2 separate regions of the Homo sapiens genome follow, and region 2 is linked to region 1. Evidence: read pairs that join two places in POLR2A ChIA-PET (ENCODE). Cell type or tissue: PC-9. All regions are shown on one strand. Each heading gives the region's core, and the rest is flanking DNA. Links, peaks and the distances in the headings are about the cores only.

What was found. Peaks named below come from ENCODE experiments on the same cell type or tissue, not always from the same donor. Only the 100,000 strongest peaks of a DNase experiment are listed, where the experiment ranks them.
Region 2: POLR2A ChIA-PET joins it to region 1 with 29 read pairs; 2 of 35 experiments call an interaction of 5 or more read pairs at or near these places.

What each region holds. Positions count from the first base shown.
Region 1 is chr1:36,247,746-36,255,484 of GRCh38, forward strand. All of the region lies in intron 1 of THRAP3 (thyroid hormone receptor associated protein 3), which reads left to right. Among named protein-coding and RNA genes, the nearest start is that of THRAP3, 27 kb to the left of the region's middle. RefSeq lists enhancers at 583-877, 643-937. In PC-9, for the core only: no CTCF peak of the experiment used is centred there; no DNase peak of the experiment used is centred there; H3K27ac peaks cover 1,899 bases.
Region 2 is chr1:36,482,255-36,489,993 of GRCh38, forward strand. CSF3R (colony stimulating factor 3 receptor) reads right to left here and starts at 659. Exons shown (of 17, transcript NM_000760.4): 1 at 557-659. In PC-9, for the core only: no CTCF peak of the experiment used is centred there; DNase peaks (open chromatin) are centred at 4,527 and 4,867; H3K4me3 peaks cover 655 bases; H3K27ac peaks cover 2,412 bases.

The DNA.
Region 1 (7,739 bases), core at 2,269-4,768:
TTAAAATCTCTCTTGGCGATCTTTGAATATACAGTACATTATTATTTACTGCACTTACCATGTTGCCCAACTTATTCCTCTTAACTGAAATTTTGTATCTTTTGACCACATCTCCCATCTTCATCTTTTTTTTTTTTTTTTTTTTGGGAGATGGAGTCTTGCTCTGTCACCCCGCCCAGGCTGGAGTGCAGTGGCACGATCTTGGCTCACTGCAACCTCCACCTCCCAGGTTCAAGCGATTTTCCTGCCTCAGCCCCCCGAGTAGCTGGGATTACAGGCACACGCCACCATGCATGGCTAATTGTTGTATTTTTAGTAGAGACAGGGTTTCACCATGTTGGCCAAGCTGGTCTTGAACTCCAGACCTCAGGTGATCCGCCCACTTTGGCCTACCAAAGTGCTGGGATTACAGGCATGAGCCACGGTGCCCAGCCTCCTTCATCTTTTAATATTTAAAAAAATTATTCTTTTCTTTCAGGCCTTCATTTTTGTTCATCTCCTCAGTTGTTAACTGGTCTGACCCTGCCATATCTTTATTTGTTGGTGGCTTTGACTGAGTTTTGAATACTTTTATTGTAGAGATGGGGGTCTTGGTTTGTTGTCCAGGCTAGTCTCGAACTCCTAGCCTCAAGTGATCCTTCTACCTTGGCCTTCCTAAGTGTTGGATTGCAGGCCAGACCCATTGCACCCAGCCTCAGCCTCTTTTTTTTTTTTTTTTTTGTGAGACAGTTTTGCTTTGTCACCTAGTCTGGAGTACAGTGGTGCAATCATGACTCACTGCAGCCTTGACCTCCTGGGCCCAAGCGATTCTCAGCCTCCCGAGTAGCTAGGACTACAGGCATGCTTTATTTTTTTGTAGAGACAGTCTCATTTTATGGCCCAGGCTGGTCTTGAACTCCTGGCTTCCAGCATTTTATATTTCTTTGTATCCTCTGTAGTTGTGCTAGTTTCAGTAAATTCTTATGTATGTGAGGGCTCACTTGATTTATACTTGTGTCTTCACTGTTGCCATGCTTGCTCAGATGTTTATTATCTTGGGGCTCAAACTTACCTATTGAGCAAACATGATGAAATCTACCATGTACCAGGCATTGCGTTAGGTGTTGGAGGAGATACAAGATAAATATAAGGCACAGTCCCTATTCTTTTTCTTTCTTTCTTTTTTTTTTTTGGAGACAGTGTCTTGCTCTGTTTCCCAGGCTGGAGTGCAGTGGCGTGATCCTCAGCTCACTGCAGCCTCTTTCTCCTGGGTTCAAATGATTCTCCTGAGTAGCTGGGACTGTAGGCATGCACCACCACATCTGGCTAGTTTTTGTATTTTTAGTAGAGATGGGGTTTCACCATGTTAGCCAGGCTGGTCTCAAACTCCAGACCACAGGCTGTCCACCTGGGCCTCCCAAAGTGCTGGGATACAGGTGCAAGCCACCGCACCCAGCCAGCACAGTCCCTTTTTTTTTTTTTTTTTTGAGATGGAGTCTCGCTCTCGCCCAGGCTGGAATGCAGTGGCGCAAGCTCCGCTCACTGCAAGCTCTGCCTCCCAGGTTCATGCCATTCTCCTGCCTTGGCCTCCCGAGTAGCTGGGACCACAGGTGCCCGCCACCACACCTTGCTAATTTTTTGTATTTTTAGTAGAGACAGGGTTTCACCGTGTTAGCCAGGATGATCTCCATCTCCTGACCTCGTGATCCACCTGCCTCTGCCTCCCAAAGTGCTGAGATTACAGGCGTGAGCCACTGCCCCCAGCCCCACAGTCCCTATTCTTAAGGGACCTTCATGTTTAGTGGGAGAGACAGTTAATTACAATACAGGATGATAAGGGCAATAGTAGAACCTGGAATGAGATGCTCACTGACTCCTTCTGGAGAATTAGGGGAAGGTTTTACAAGAATTTACATTTGAGCTGTTGCTGGAAGGTTTCGAATAAGCGAAGCAGGTGGTGAGTGTGTGTGTGTGTGTGTGTGTGTGTGTGTGTGTGGTGGAGGTTGAGACAGGAGTGGTGGTTTGGTGAGAGGAGGCTATTCAAGGCAGTGGGACGAGCATGTCTAATGGTGTGGAACAGGAAAGTTCATTCTAAAAATGTAGTTTGATTAAGGGTAGAAGCATAGGAGTCAGTGGTAGAAGGTGGAGCGAGTAGAGCAGGATTGCAGTGTGCTTGTATTGAATTTTATGCAGTAAGCAGGAAGGACCTTTAATTGGAGGAATGACATGATCATATTTGTGACAGGTTATTCTGGCATCAAATTTGGTCTCTTGTTTATAGACGAAAGCAATCTAGAGAAGTTGGTTATCCTGGTGTAACGCCTTGGGTTAAATGGGTTATTAATCAAGTTTGGATGAAAATTTTTACAAAATTCGGCAATTACATAAGGTAGACTCTGGATATATTATCGACATTTCCAACTCTAAAATTAATAATTTTTTACTGACTGAAATTTCCTTCCAAATAGGCCCTTAGTGAATTAGGCATACTTTTTTTTTTTTTTTTTGAGACAAAGATTTGCTCTGTCGCCCAGGCTGGAGGGCAGTGGCGCGATCTCAGCTCACTGCAACCTCCGCCTCCCGGGTTCAAGCAATTCTTCTGCCTCAGCCTCCCAAGTAGCTGGTACTACAGGCGCCCGCCACCACACCCAGCTAACTTTTGTATTTTTAGTAGAGACCAGGTTTCACTATGTTGGCCGGGATGGTCTGGATCTCCTGACCTTGTGATCCGCCCGCCTTGGTCTCCCAAAGTTCTGGGATTACAGGCGGTATATTCTTATAATCAGAGATTTAGCATCCTCTGTGTTCTCTAGTAGAGTACAATTTAGCCACGTAATAGTGAGATTATTTAGGAATGTTTTCTAAGACTGACTTTATAAGACACATTAAAAAAATATACCTTAGAGGCTGGGCACAGTGGCCCACGCCTGTAATCCCAGCACTTTGGGAGGCTGAAGCGGGCGGATCACTTGAGGGCGGGAGTTCGAGACCAGCCTGGCCAACATGGCGAAACCCAATCTGTACTAAAAATACAGAAAATTAGTTGGGCGTGGTGGTGCGCGCCTGTAATCCCATCTATTGGCGCAATCTCAGCTCACTGCAACCTCCACCTCCTGGGCTCAAGCGATTCTTGTGCCTCAGCCTACTGAGTGGCTGGGACTGTAGGCGTGTGCCACCACGCCCAGCTAATTTTTGTATTTTTAGTAGAGATGGGGTTTTACCATGTTGGTCAGGCTGGTCTTGAACTCCTAAGCTCAAGTGATCCGCCCACCTTGGCCTTCCAAAGTGCTGAGATTACAGGTGAGTCACCGCACCTGGCCTGAATGTTCTTAATGTCACTGAACTGTACATATAAAAATGGTTAAAATGGGCAGTTGTATGTTATGGCACTGGAGATATAAAAAGGAATTTGATCTGATACCTGCCCTCAAGGAGTAGTTTACTTTAGTAGTAGTGCATGACCACTGGTTTTCAAGGAAATAGAGGCTCAAGTGATAAGGAAATGCTGGTAGCTTATAAAAGTTTTGTAATGTGATAAAAAGATAAGTTCTGGGAAAGTAGTCATTATGAGTTCTTGACAGTTCAGTCTGATCTACTGGACCGGGATAACTCAGATGGGAAAGTTACTTTTCCCCAACCTCTCTGCACAGCCCGAGAGCATGAGTTTAAAAACCATTGGTCTAGGTAGAAACGTTCAGGTGCATCAGTTGGCATGTTTGATTCCTCTCTGTGTTGTACATTGAGACCTTGAGGCACAGAATGATAGGGTTATTTAAGGAGCAGACTCATTCAACCTGGAATTAGGCATAGGCTTGGGTTTGTCGTTGACAGAGCCTACTGCTCTTTTTACAGGTTTTCAAGATGGAATTAGTGTCTTATGTTCCGAGTTTGCTATAAAGCTAAATTCTGAATTCGCATGAGAATGTAATTGTTTAATGACCACATGACTACCCAAACCAGCTTGTTGAAGTCGTGTCTTTTCACTGTCATTTTGATACTGGCCCAATTAACAATATTTATTGAGTACTCCTTTGTGCCAAGCACTTTTCTGAGAACTTTATACATATATTAATTTATTCGGTGTTCAACAACACTGTGAAGTAGGAACAGTTTTATAGATAAGGGACCACAGATAGTGAGATTTAATTAAGTCACTTATCCGGGGTCTCACAACTAGTAGTTGGTGGAGTTGGGAATCAAACATAGGCTTCAGAGCCAGATGTGCTCTTATTATTTATTGAGGAGTTCAGTTGCTTTGGAAATTGCTTTGGGATGACTAATTACTGACTTTTATTTGTTTTACTATGAGTTGCTGGGCATAAATATTAAAAAATATCAGTTCCTACCATTTGGGAGTCTTACAGTTTTGAGAATTACTATTCATGAGGGTTTATTTTTATTTTTATTTATTTATTTTTGAGACGGAGTTTTGCTCTTGTTGCCCAGGCTGGAGTGCAGTGGCGCTATCTTGGCTCACTGCAACCTCCGCTTCCCGGGTTGAAGCAATTCTCCTGCCTCAGCTGCCCAAGCAACTGGAATTATAGGCATGTGCCACCATGCCCCGCTAATTGTGTGCTTTTAGTAGAGACGGGGTTTCACCATGTTGGTCAGGCTGGCCTGGAACTCCTGACCTCAAGTGATCCACCTGCCTTGGCCTCCCAAAGTATATGTTTACAGGCATGAGCCACCGTGCCTGGCCAAGGTTGATTCTTAGTGGCCATCTGCACTAAATGCATTTGTTAGACAAATGATGAAGAAAAGGGGTTGATAACCTTTCCAAAGGGTCAGATACTTTAGGCTTTGCTGGCCAAGAGGCAAAGTTGAGGCTACTCTGTGGGTACTTACATGACAAGAGAGAAAACAACTTTGCACAAAGTTTTTATTTCAAAATACAATAATCAGGCTAGGCACCGTGCCTCACACCTGCAATCCCAGCGCTTTGGGAGGCTGAGGCGGGCAGATCACCTGAGGTCAGTTCGAGACCAGCCTGGCCAACATGACGAAACCCTGTCTCTACTAAAAATACAAAAAAATTAGCCAGGCATTGTGGCGCAAGCTTGTAATCCCAGCTACTTGCAAGGCTGAGGCACAAGAATCTCTTGAACCCGGAGGACAGGGGTTGCACTGAGCCAAGACCATGCCACTGCACGCCAGCCTGGGTGACAGAGTGAGACTCTGTCTCAAAAAATATATATAGATAGGCATATATATATATATATATATATATATATATATATATATATATAAATGTAAATAATGAGTATAATTTTTGTAGTAACAGGGCTATAAGAATGGAATTCTGCTTTTGGGGAGTACAATTTCACTTAATTGGGTTTCCAAGTTAGCAGTGCCTTTCAAAATTGATGGCAAATATTTATTTGTTAATGCTGATCTGTCGTGAAGTTTTATGTGTGTCATCTTTGAAAATGTCTTCACACAGATTGGGTACTGCCAAATACATTAATCATTGAGCATGTGATTTTAATTGAGCAGATTTATCTTTTGGAAGGCACAGAAATGTGTTAGATTCTTGATATTTGTCTTTTAGCATACCATAACATTGCAGATAAATCGCTTCCAATTGAAGATTAGATGGAAGCTCCTTAGCTGCACAGTTAGACAGATTTTGAAATATGGAGATTTAGTTTACACATGCATTAAGGTTGGAAATATGCTGGAACTGTAGTTTGAGCTCAGAAGATCTGCTTCAGATTTGTGTGGGTATGGAGATATCACTTCTTGTTCAACTTTTGACAGTATGAGAAGTGAATAAAGTAATTTGACATTTCTTGAAATTGAAACATTTATTGTCATTAGTATTATTTTATTACAGTATGTGTTTCCCATAGAAGTGCTGTTTTGACTTCTAATTTTGTTTTATTTCTTTGAGACAGAATCTCCCTCCGTCAGCTAGTCTGGAGTGCAGTGATGAGATCATAGCTCACTGCAACTTCAAGCTCCTGGGCTTAAGCGAGCCTCCTGTCCCAGCTTCCTGAATAGCTGGGACCACAGGCGTACACCATTGAGTCAGGCTAATTTTTTTTTTTTTTTTTTTAGTTTTTGTAGAGACGGATCTTGCTGTGTTCACTAGGCAGGTCTCAAACTTCTGACCTCAAGCTGTCCTCCTACCTTGGCCTCCCAAAGTGTTGGGATTACAGATGTGAGCTACTGTGCCAGGTCTTTGTAATTTTAAACTGTATTCATTAAGAAACATTATCAACTCTGCAGCAAAAGCTAACTTCAAAGCTATTTGGTATCCGCAACAGTAATAGTGGTTAAGGGTGGTTCTTGTTGAAAAATTTCATACTCAGCCCTGAGCTTTTCAAGAAACATAAAATTTTTCTGCTTCTAACTCATCAAACTGCCGTGTGGTAGGGCAAGTCAGGATATTCACCTTCTTTTTCTCAGCACTGCACTCCAGCCTAGGTGACGGAGACCACGTCTCAAGAAAAAAAGTCTGCAGAGAAACTGCTGATAAATAACCTTACATTTTCACAACGTTTGCCAGTTTTTCCAACTAAGTCCTTTTCTTCTCCACAGATATTTTTTACCGTCATTTGCTTTCTTGTAAGTTGGGAATATTGGTAAGATCAATGTATGTTATATTCTTGGCATATCTGTGGTGTCATTTCATAATAAACACAATGATTTGCTATCAAATTCAATAACAAAATGATTCACACTTCACACTGTGCCTTAAAAGGGTAACATCAACATCTGCTTTTCTTGTTTTGATGTGATGGATATGCACTGGTAATTAAAAATAATAATAAAATGTGATACTGCCTATGCATGGTATGTGAAATGCTGTTGAGTTATAACTGTGTCACTGCAATTTGTAGCAGAGCAAAGCAGTGAGACCACTGAAGGCAGTCCCTGTTGCAGCTACTCAGATCTCCTGTCTTAGTGTGCAAGTAGCCATATGTAAATGAATGTGACTGTTCCTATAAAATTGTTTATGGGTGTGTAAATTGGAATTTCCCCAGCCCAGCAGCTAATCTGGGGGAAAAAAAGAAGTTGGAATGTTGTATAATTTTAACCTCTAATGAAGTATTTTTTTGATAAAAAAAAATTTTTTAAAACAGAAACCATTCTTAGCTCATGGATGGTACAAAACCAGACAATGGGCTAGATTTGGTCTGTGTGCCTTAGTTGCCATCCCATATTACAGAAGGCTCTGTATACATGACTTATTTGGAAGTGATCTGTTTTCTCTCCAAACCCATTTATAGTAATTTCACCAGTCTTGGATCAATCTTGGTTTCCACTGATACCATGAAACCTACTTGGAGCAGACATTGCACAGTTTTCTGTGGTAAAAACTAAAGGTTTATTTGCTAAGCTGTCATCTTATGCTTAGTATTTTTTTTTTACAGTGGGGAATTGCTGAGATTACATTTTGTTATTCATTAGATACTTTGGGTTAACTTGACACTGTCTTCTTTTTTTCGCTTTTAATTGCTATCATCATGCTTTTGAAACAAGAACACATTAGTCCTCAAGTATTACATAAGCTTGCTTGTTACGCCTGGTGGTTTAAAGGACTATCTTTGGCCTCAGGTTCACAAGAGTGGGCAAAGTGTTTCCTTATGTTCTGTAGTTCTCAATAAAAGATTGCCAGGGGCCGGGTACTGTGGCTCGCACTGTAATCCCAGCACTTTGGGAGGCTGAGGCTGGCGGATCATGTGAGGGCAGGTGTTCGAAACCAGCCTGGGCAACATAGTGAGACCCTGTCTCTATTTAATTAAAAAAAAGAATGC
Region 2 (7,739 bases), core at 3,465-5,964, 240 kb after region 1:
ATCGAGAGACAGAGAAAAAGGGCCCAATGTACGCCGACCCAGAGAGTGGGCGGGGGGGGGGCACTCGGAGGCCTGGAGCCCGGGAAGCGTCTGTTACCGAGAGTTTAAGATTCAAGAGATAGCAGGAAATATGCGAGACAGAGAAACTCAGAGAGATAGCAAGCCAGAGAGAAGCTGAGGAGGAAAGATGGAAACAGAGAGTGAAATAGAGACCCAGACGGGGAGGGGTTGCGCGGCTGGAACTCACAGACACACACGTCCTGAGAGACAGAGGCATGGGGAGGGGAGAATGATTATGCCTGTCCCCAGCCCAGCTCAGTGTCCCCAAGGAGATACTTGGCTGTGAGTGACTTCCCTGGTGCAATACCCCCAAAAGTAGGGGCATCCTGTGAAAAGAGACTCAGTGTCCAGGGCTGGGGTTCCAAAGGACGAATCCCGGGCCCCAGGCCTAGGACCCCGGACATGAACACTTGGCAGAGCTGTGGGGAGTGGCCCCAGGATTCCAGCTCTCCATCAAGCCCAAGGCTCAGCCCCTCTCTAGGGATCCCCTACTCACGTTGGCACCTCTGGCCCAGCCCCTGCTTGGCCTCCTTGGTCTCTCTTCTCGTCAAGAGAAGTTCCTGAAACCAGCTGCAGTCCAGCTTCTCTCCCCGAGCTCTGTCGTTAATGGCTCAGCCTCTGACAGGCCCGGGGGCTGGGGATTGCAACACCTTCCGAGCCTCCCTCCTGCCCTCCCTTGCGCCTTCGAGGGCACAGGCAGCCCCTTCCTCCCAGGAAGGAGCCTGTGAGGGAAGCTGGTGAGGCCCGGGCAGCCTTCCTGCCTTGGGGGTCTTAAAGGGCTGGGGAATGTGGCAACGATGTCCCCCTCCCCTGCCTCCGGATTTCCTGAGCTCAAAGCTTTGAGGCTGGGCAGGGCCCAGGCTCCCACCTGGCTGGGTGCCATCCTTATGCCCCCTGCCCTGGGGGAGCATCACTTGGAGGCAGGCCCTGGCTGGAAGGCTCACCCGGCCCTAAGCCTCTTTTCAGCTCTAGCCTTGGGGACCACATCTTCACAGTACTCAGAAGGGTGTGTTCCAGGTTCCAGGGAATTGTGTAACCCAATACTCACTGCTCCCCTCTTCATTACGTATTCTGTGCATTGCCCATAGACCAGGCAGATGGAGAAACAGGAATTCTGGGGGCAAGACAGGAGGACGTCTTGGTGAGGCACGGGGTCTTTATATGTTCACTAAAAATTAGGAATGTTTACCCACAATGGTTCTGCAACACTGAATATTTTGTAATTGAGTGAAATAGACTACATTTTATGTCTTTTATTGTCTGTATTCATGATTCTTCTAAAACTACAAATAATTTTCTTTGCATTTTCTGAGAAAGGTTCAAACTGCTCATAGTTTATTGGATTCATAACCCAAAAAAGGTTAGGTGCCAACAGACCAGCAGACTGTCCTTAACATATAATCCTTTTGAGGCATCTGGGTCTGGTGTGATGCTGCAGACCAGGGCTGTAGTTCTAGTTCCAAGTCAAATGACCTGACTGCCTGCTGCAACCCTCCCAAGATATCCCACAGGCTCTGCTCGCTCAGTGAGTCCCATGGACTCTCTTCTTTCCAAATATAACCAGAATCCTGGGTATTCACTGTAAAGTTCAACTTGGCTCTACGTTTGAATATTTTTATGATAATATTTGGAAAATATAAATATAACTGAAACCAATACTAGCCAGCTCCAAGCTACCCTCATCTATTGCCTAGATAATCGCAATAGCCCCCTGCCTGCTCTCCTGCTTCTATTTCATCCTTGTTCCCGCACCTGTCTGTAATTCCTTCAGCAGCCAGTGCGATATCAATCAAACAGAAGTCTGATCAGCCCATCCTCGTCCCAACCTTTCCAATGGCTCCTGTCTCATTCAGAGTCAAAGTCAAAGCCCTTTGGATGGTCTACAAGGCCCTACAAAACCTGGTATCCCTGTTACCTCCTGGATCCCTCTCCTGTTATTCTCCCCCTTGCTGCCTTGCTCCAGCTACTCTGTGTTCTTTGCTTCTTGAACTTGTTATGCTGTCTCTTGCCTCAGGGCCTTTGCACTTGCTGTTTCATTTGCCTGGACTCTTTCCCCCGCAAATAGCTACATGGGCTGGTCCCTCCCCTTCTTCAGGTCTTTGCTCAAATGTCACTTTCTCATTGAGGCCTTCTCTGAGCACCCTTTTCAAAATTTGCAAGCCCCTTCCCTCCCACTCCCTATCTCTCTCTCCCCCAAATCCCTTTTCACCATCTGATATTGGCTGTCTCAATCCCCACTAGACTGAAAGTTCCATAAGAGCAACAGTTTTTATCTGTTTTGTTCAAAACTTTATCTCCAGTGTCTATAACACTGCTTGCCACACAGTAAGGCCTCCATGCGTGTTTGTTGAATGAATGATCAACTGGATGAATCTTCCCCCACTTCACCAAATCTGTCTCTAATCCCCACGTACCTTGTCATGGTGAATTAACCACCATCCCCTCCTCTCCCTAGTCATGCAGCTCAGGGACTCAGGAGTCATTCCTTACAACCCTTTCTCCACATTCCCATGTCCAGTCAGTTCTTTTAGTTCTTTTTTTTCTTTCTTTCTTTTTTTTTTTTTGAGACAGAGTCTCACTTTGTCACCCAGGCTGGAATGCAGTGGCGCGATTTTGGATCACTGCAACCTCTGACTCCCAGGTTCAAGTGATTCTCCTGCCTCAGCCTCCCAAGTAGCTGGAATTACAAATGCCTGCCATCATGCCTGGCTAATTTTTGTATTTTCAGTAGAGATTGGGTTTCACCATGTTGGCCAGGCTGGTCTTGAACTGCTGACCTCAAGTGATCCGCCCACCTCAGCCTCCCAAAGTGCTGGTTTTATAGGCGTGAACCACCGCACCTGGCCTTCTGGTCATTTTAAATTTATTTTTTATTTTTATTTTCATTCTTTTTTTTTGAGATGGAGTCTCGCTCTGCCACCCAGGCTAGAGTGCAGTGGCGCGATCTCGGCTCACTGCAACCTCTGCCTCCCAGGTTCAAGTGATTCTCCTGCCTCAGCCTTCTGAGTAGCTGGGACTACAGGCACGCACCACCACGCCCGACTAATTTTTTTGTATTTTTAGTAGAGACAGGGTTTTGCCATGTTGGCCAGGCTGGTCTCGAACTCCTAGCCTCAAGTGATCTGCCTGCCTCGGCTTCCCGAAGTGTTGGGATTACAGGCATGAGTCACCGCGCCTGGCCCCAGTCAGTTCTTAATGAAGGAGAATGGGCCTTTTGTTCATCATTCAGAGAACTTGCTCCTGGAGCAGGTGCAGGGACACAATGGTGAGACACAGTTTTAGTTCCTGCCTTTATGGAGCTCCCGTCTCAGCCTTGCCAATGGCCCTGCAATCCTTCTCCTCTCCCTGTCTTTCTTCAGAGGCCCGTCGTCACATCCTAACTCCTGAACCGGACATGCAAGTTACCCTCGCCTCCCTCTCCTGCCTCACCAGCCCCTGCTTCCTCAGATCCAGCCCGTCATGCTCCGGTCATGCCAAATTCACTAGTATTTCCCTGCCTGCCCCAGGCTCTGGAACAACCCTGTGCCTTTCTTCTGCGGAGCGCCTGTCACCTCCTGCTGGCTGAGTCCTGTTCCTGACCCAGTTCAAGCATCCAGCCTGAGCTCAGCATCCCTCTGGGCTTCCACACCTTAGTCAAGCTGAATTAGGGGCCCTTCTCCCCATTCATCCTGTAATACTGTAGTAGGCTGTTGGCCGCCTGCCTCCTCCATTATACTGTGAACTCTTTGAGGGCAGAAACTGTATTCTCACCTCTGCCTCTCTAGCCTCAGTACAGTGCCGGACACACAGAGGATACTCAATGCATATCTGTTGGGCTGCAGAACCTTGGAGATGGTGTTTACCTCTTCCAAGCCTCTGTTTCCTAATCTGTCACAGTGATAATAACTCCTCCCAGGGATTTTGTGATAATTAAATTAGCTATCAGAAATACAATGCCTAGTATGGTAACCAGCGCATAGTAGGTGTTCAATAAAGTTGCTTTCCTTTGTTCCCTTCTGCATAATTCAATATTTAGGAGGGAGATTCTACTATTCTCCTTTGTGCTCCATTCTCTGTTGAGGACCTGCACCAGGAAATGGAGCTGCAGCAGCCAGAATAAAAGTTAGATTTAAGGAAATGAAAGTTAGATTTAAGGAAGAGCTTTCTTTAGAGTGTACTGAGGTTAAGATGATGAGCTGAGGAGTCAGGCTGCTTCAATTTGCCACTTGCTGCCTGTGTGACTCCAAACAAATGTTTAATCTCTTTAAGCCTCGGTTTTGTCATCTGTAAAATGGGGCTAACAGTATTGGCTTCATAGGATTCTTGAGAGAAATCAGTGACCGTAAGGCTTGTGGAACACAGCCAGGAACACAGTAAATGCTTAATAAGTGTTTACTATGGTGCACTGAAGAGCACAAGACAGACGAGGAGTCATCCCCTCTACCCGCACCCAGTGTCGGCTTTGTGGATACTTCCTCTTCCAGCTGTCCTGCCTCCCGCCCCTCCTCCATCAGACAAGGCCTCTGTGTGTTGGAAACCCTGGGTAAGGGAGTGCTGGTGAGGGAACCCTATTCTTGGCAGCCTAGCTACTGAGCCCCGAGTTGTTTCTGTTTCTGTTACTGCCTGTGATGTGTGGGGCTTCTGGGTAGGTCAAGGAGCAGCTTGTTTCAGAGGGGCCGGGGCGGGGTCCAGGTGGGCAAGCTGGGGTGAGTGCCCGGAAGTTGAGGCTGTGGTGCTCAGCTGCCAGGGCCGGGGTTGGCTGGAATACAGCAGGCAGCTAAGATTGTGCAAACAGGTCATTGTGCAAACGCGCCCCTGTGTGTGACCTCGATTGTGCAAACAGGTGTTTACTGGAGGCTGCTCCGCTTGGACAGCCCACTTACAAAAAGCCCTTGAGCTGTTGACTTAGAAAGAAACTGGACACTCCTTCTTCCCTGAACCCACCCTGAACTTTCCGCCTCCTGGCCTTTGCTCAGGCTGTTCTCTCTGCCTCGAGTGCCCTCCCTCACCTCCACCTCAACTTGCTGAAATTCTACTCATTCTTCAAGGCTCAGAGAAAATGCCACTAAGTCTTTTTTTCTTTTTCTTTTCTTTTTTTTTTTTTTGAGACAGAGTTTCATTCTTCTTGCCCAGGCTGGAGTGCAGTGGCGCGATGTTGGCTCACTGCAACCTCCTCCTCCCAGGTTCATGCGATTCTCCTGTCTTAGCCTCCCAAGTAGCTGGGATTACAGGCGCCTGCCACCATACCTGGCTAATTTTTGTATATTTAGTAGAGAAAGGGTTTCACCATGGTGGCCAGGCTGGTCTCGAACTCCTGTCCTTAGGCAATCCGCCTGCTCGGCCTCCCAAAGTGTTGGGATTATAGGCGTGAGCCACCGCACTGGGCCACTAAGTCTTTTTTCATAAGCTTTCTCCTCATTTGTAGAGTGTGTCCTGTGGTATACCTTCAGTGTCCTGATGATGTTTTACCTTATGGCGCTTTCCAGATCTGTAACTTCAAGGATCTTTCCTTATTCATCCCTGAAAGGTTGGGAAGCTGAGGCCCAGAGAGGGAACGTGACCTGCTCATGTCCCACAGCCATTTTGAGGCTGAGCTGGGCTCTAAATAAGGCTTCTGCATTTTCTGCCACACTCACCACCACTCTTTCAGGCCCCATCCACCTCTGACCTCGGACCTTTGCTCTAACCACTTGGTTGAGGTGGGAACTGAACAGATGGGTGGGACTTGTATGGAAGAGGGGAGGTATGCTGGGCAGGGGAACAGTGAGAACAAAGACATGGAGGCTGGAATGGGTGCCATAACAGAGGTAGAAGGTGGCCCAGGCCTGGGAATGACGGTGGTGGTGGTGGTGGGGAGGGAAGGCCTGCATTCTAGACCCACAGATGATATTGATGCTGCATGACCCTGAGTAGCACCTCATAGTCCTGCCTCTCAGACCCCCAGCTCCCCTTGAAGCTCCACACACATCAAAACTAAACACGCCTCCCAGCTGAGCTCCTCCATGTTTTCTCCTAAAAACCTGCTTTTCTGTCCTGGTGAATCCAGAAACTTAAACTGGTCCTGAACACCTCCCTGCTGGTCACCCCCTACATCCAGTCTGTCGCTCCTTCCAGTGCGATTTGTCCCTTCTCTCCCACCTTATGGCCCCTGCAGGAAGCCAGTCCATCATTGTTGTCTCCTTGGATGACGTCTCGGCTTCCTCCTGGTCTCCCTGCCTTCATTCCTGGGATACACCCTTGCTATACTTAGCTGGAGTGCTTCTTCCAAATTGTGAATTCCAGTATGTCACCACCCAACAGAAAATTGGCTGGACGCTGTGGCTCATGCCTGTAATCCCAGCACTTTGGGAGGCCAAGGCAGGTGGATCACCTGAGGTCAGGAGTTCGAGACCAGCCTGGCCAACATGGTGAAACCCCATCTCTACTAAAAATACAAAAATTAGCCAGGCGTGGTGGTGGGCACCCGTAATCCCAGCTATTCGGGAGGCTGAGGCAGGAGAGTCACTTGAACCCGGGAGGTGGAGGTTGCAGTGAGCTGAGACCATGCCACTGCACTCCAGTGTGGGTGACAAAAGCAAAACTCCTTCAAAAAATAAAAAAAAAAGGCATCCATCCATTGGTTCCTCGCTGTCCATGGGCTAAATTTCTAAGTCTTCCTCATGTCCTTTGAGGCCCTTCAAAACCAGACCCTGAAGGGGTGGCCTGCCCCTCCACACCTGTGGGTGTTTCTCATCGGACTGACAAAAGAGAGAGACACAGAAACAAAGTATAGAGAAGGAAAAGTGGGCCCAGGGGACTGGTGCTCCAGAGGACCCGCGAAGGCACGGGTCTCTGAGTTCCCTCAGTATTTATTGATCATTATCTCTACCATCTCTGAGAGGGGGTTGTGGCAGGACAGTAGGGTAATAGTGGGGAGAGGGTCAGCAGGAAAACATGTGAACAAATGTCTCTGTATCATAAATAAGGTTAAGAAAAAGGTGCTGAGCTTTGATGTGCACATACATAAACATCTCAATGCATTAAAGAGCAGTATTGCCACCAGCATGTCTCACCTCCAGCCTTAAGGCGGTTTTCTCCTATCTCAGTAGATGGAACATACAATCGGGTTTTACACCGAGACATTCCATTGCCCAGGGAGGAGCAGGAGACAGATGTCTTCCTCTTATCTCAACTGCAAAGAGGCCTTCCTCTTTTACTAATCCTCCTCAGCACAGACCCTTTACAGGTGTCGGGCTGGGGGACGCTCAGGTCTTTCCCTTCCCACGAGGCCATATTTCAGACTATCACATGGGGAGAACCCTTGGACAATACCTGGCTTTCCTAGGCAGAGGTCACTGTGGCCTTCTGCAGTGTTTTGTGTCCCTGGGTACTTGAGATTAGGGAGTGGTGATGACTTTTAACAAGCATGCTGCCTTCAAGCATTTGTTTAACAAAGTGCATCCTGCATAGCCCTAAATCCATTAAACCTTGAGTCGACACAGCACATGTTTCTGTGAGCACAGGGTTGGGGGTAGGGTTACAGATTAACAGCATCTCAAGGCAGAAGAATTTTTCTTAGTACAGAACAAAATGGAGTCTGTTATGTCTACCTCTTTCTACATAGACACAGTAACAGTCTGATCTCTCTTTCTTTTCCCAACATTTTCCCCTTTTCTTTTAGACAAAAACACCATTGTCATCATGGCTTGTTCTCGATGGTC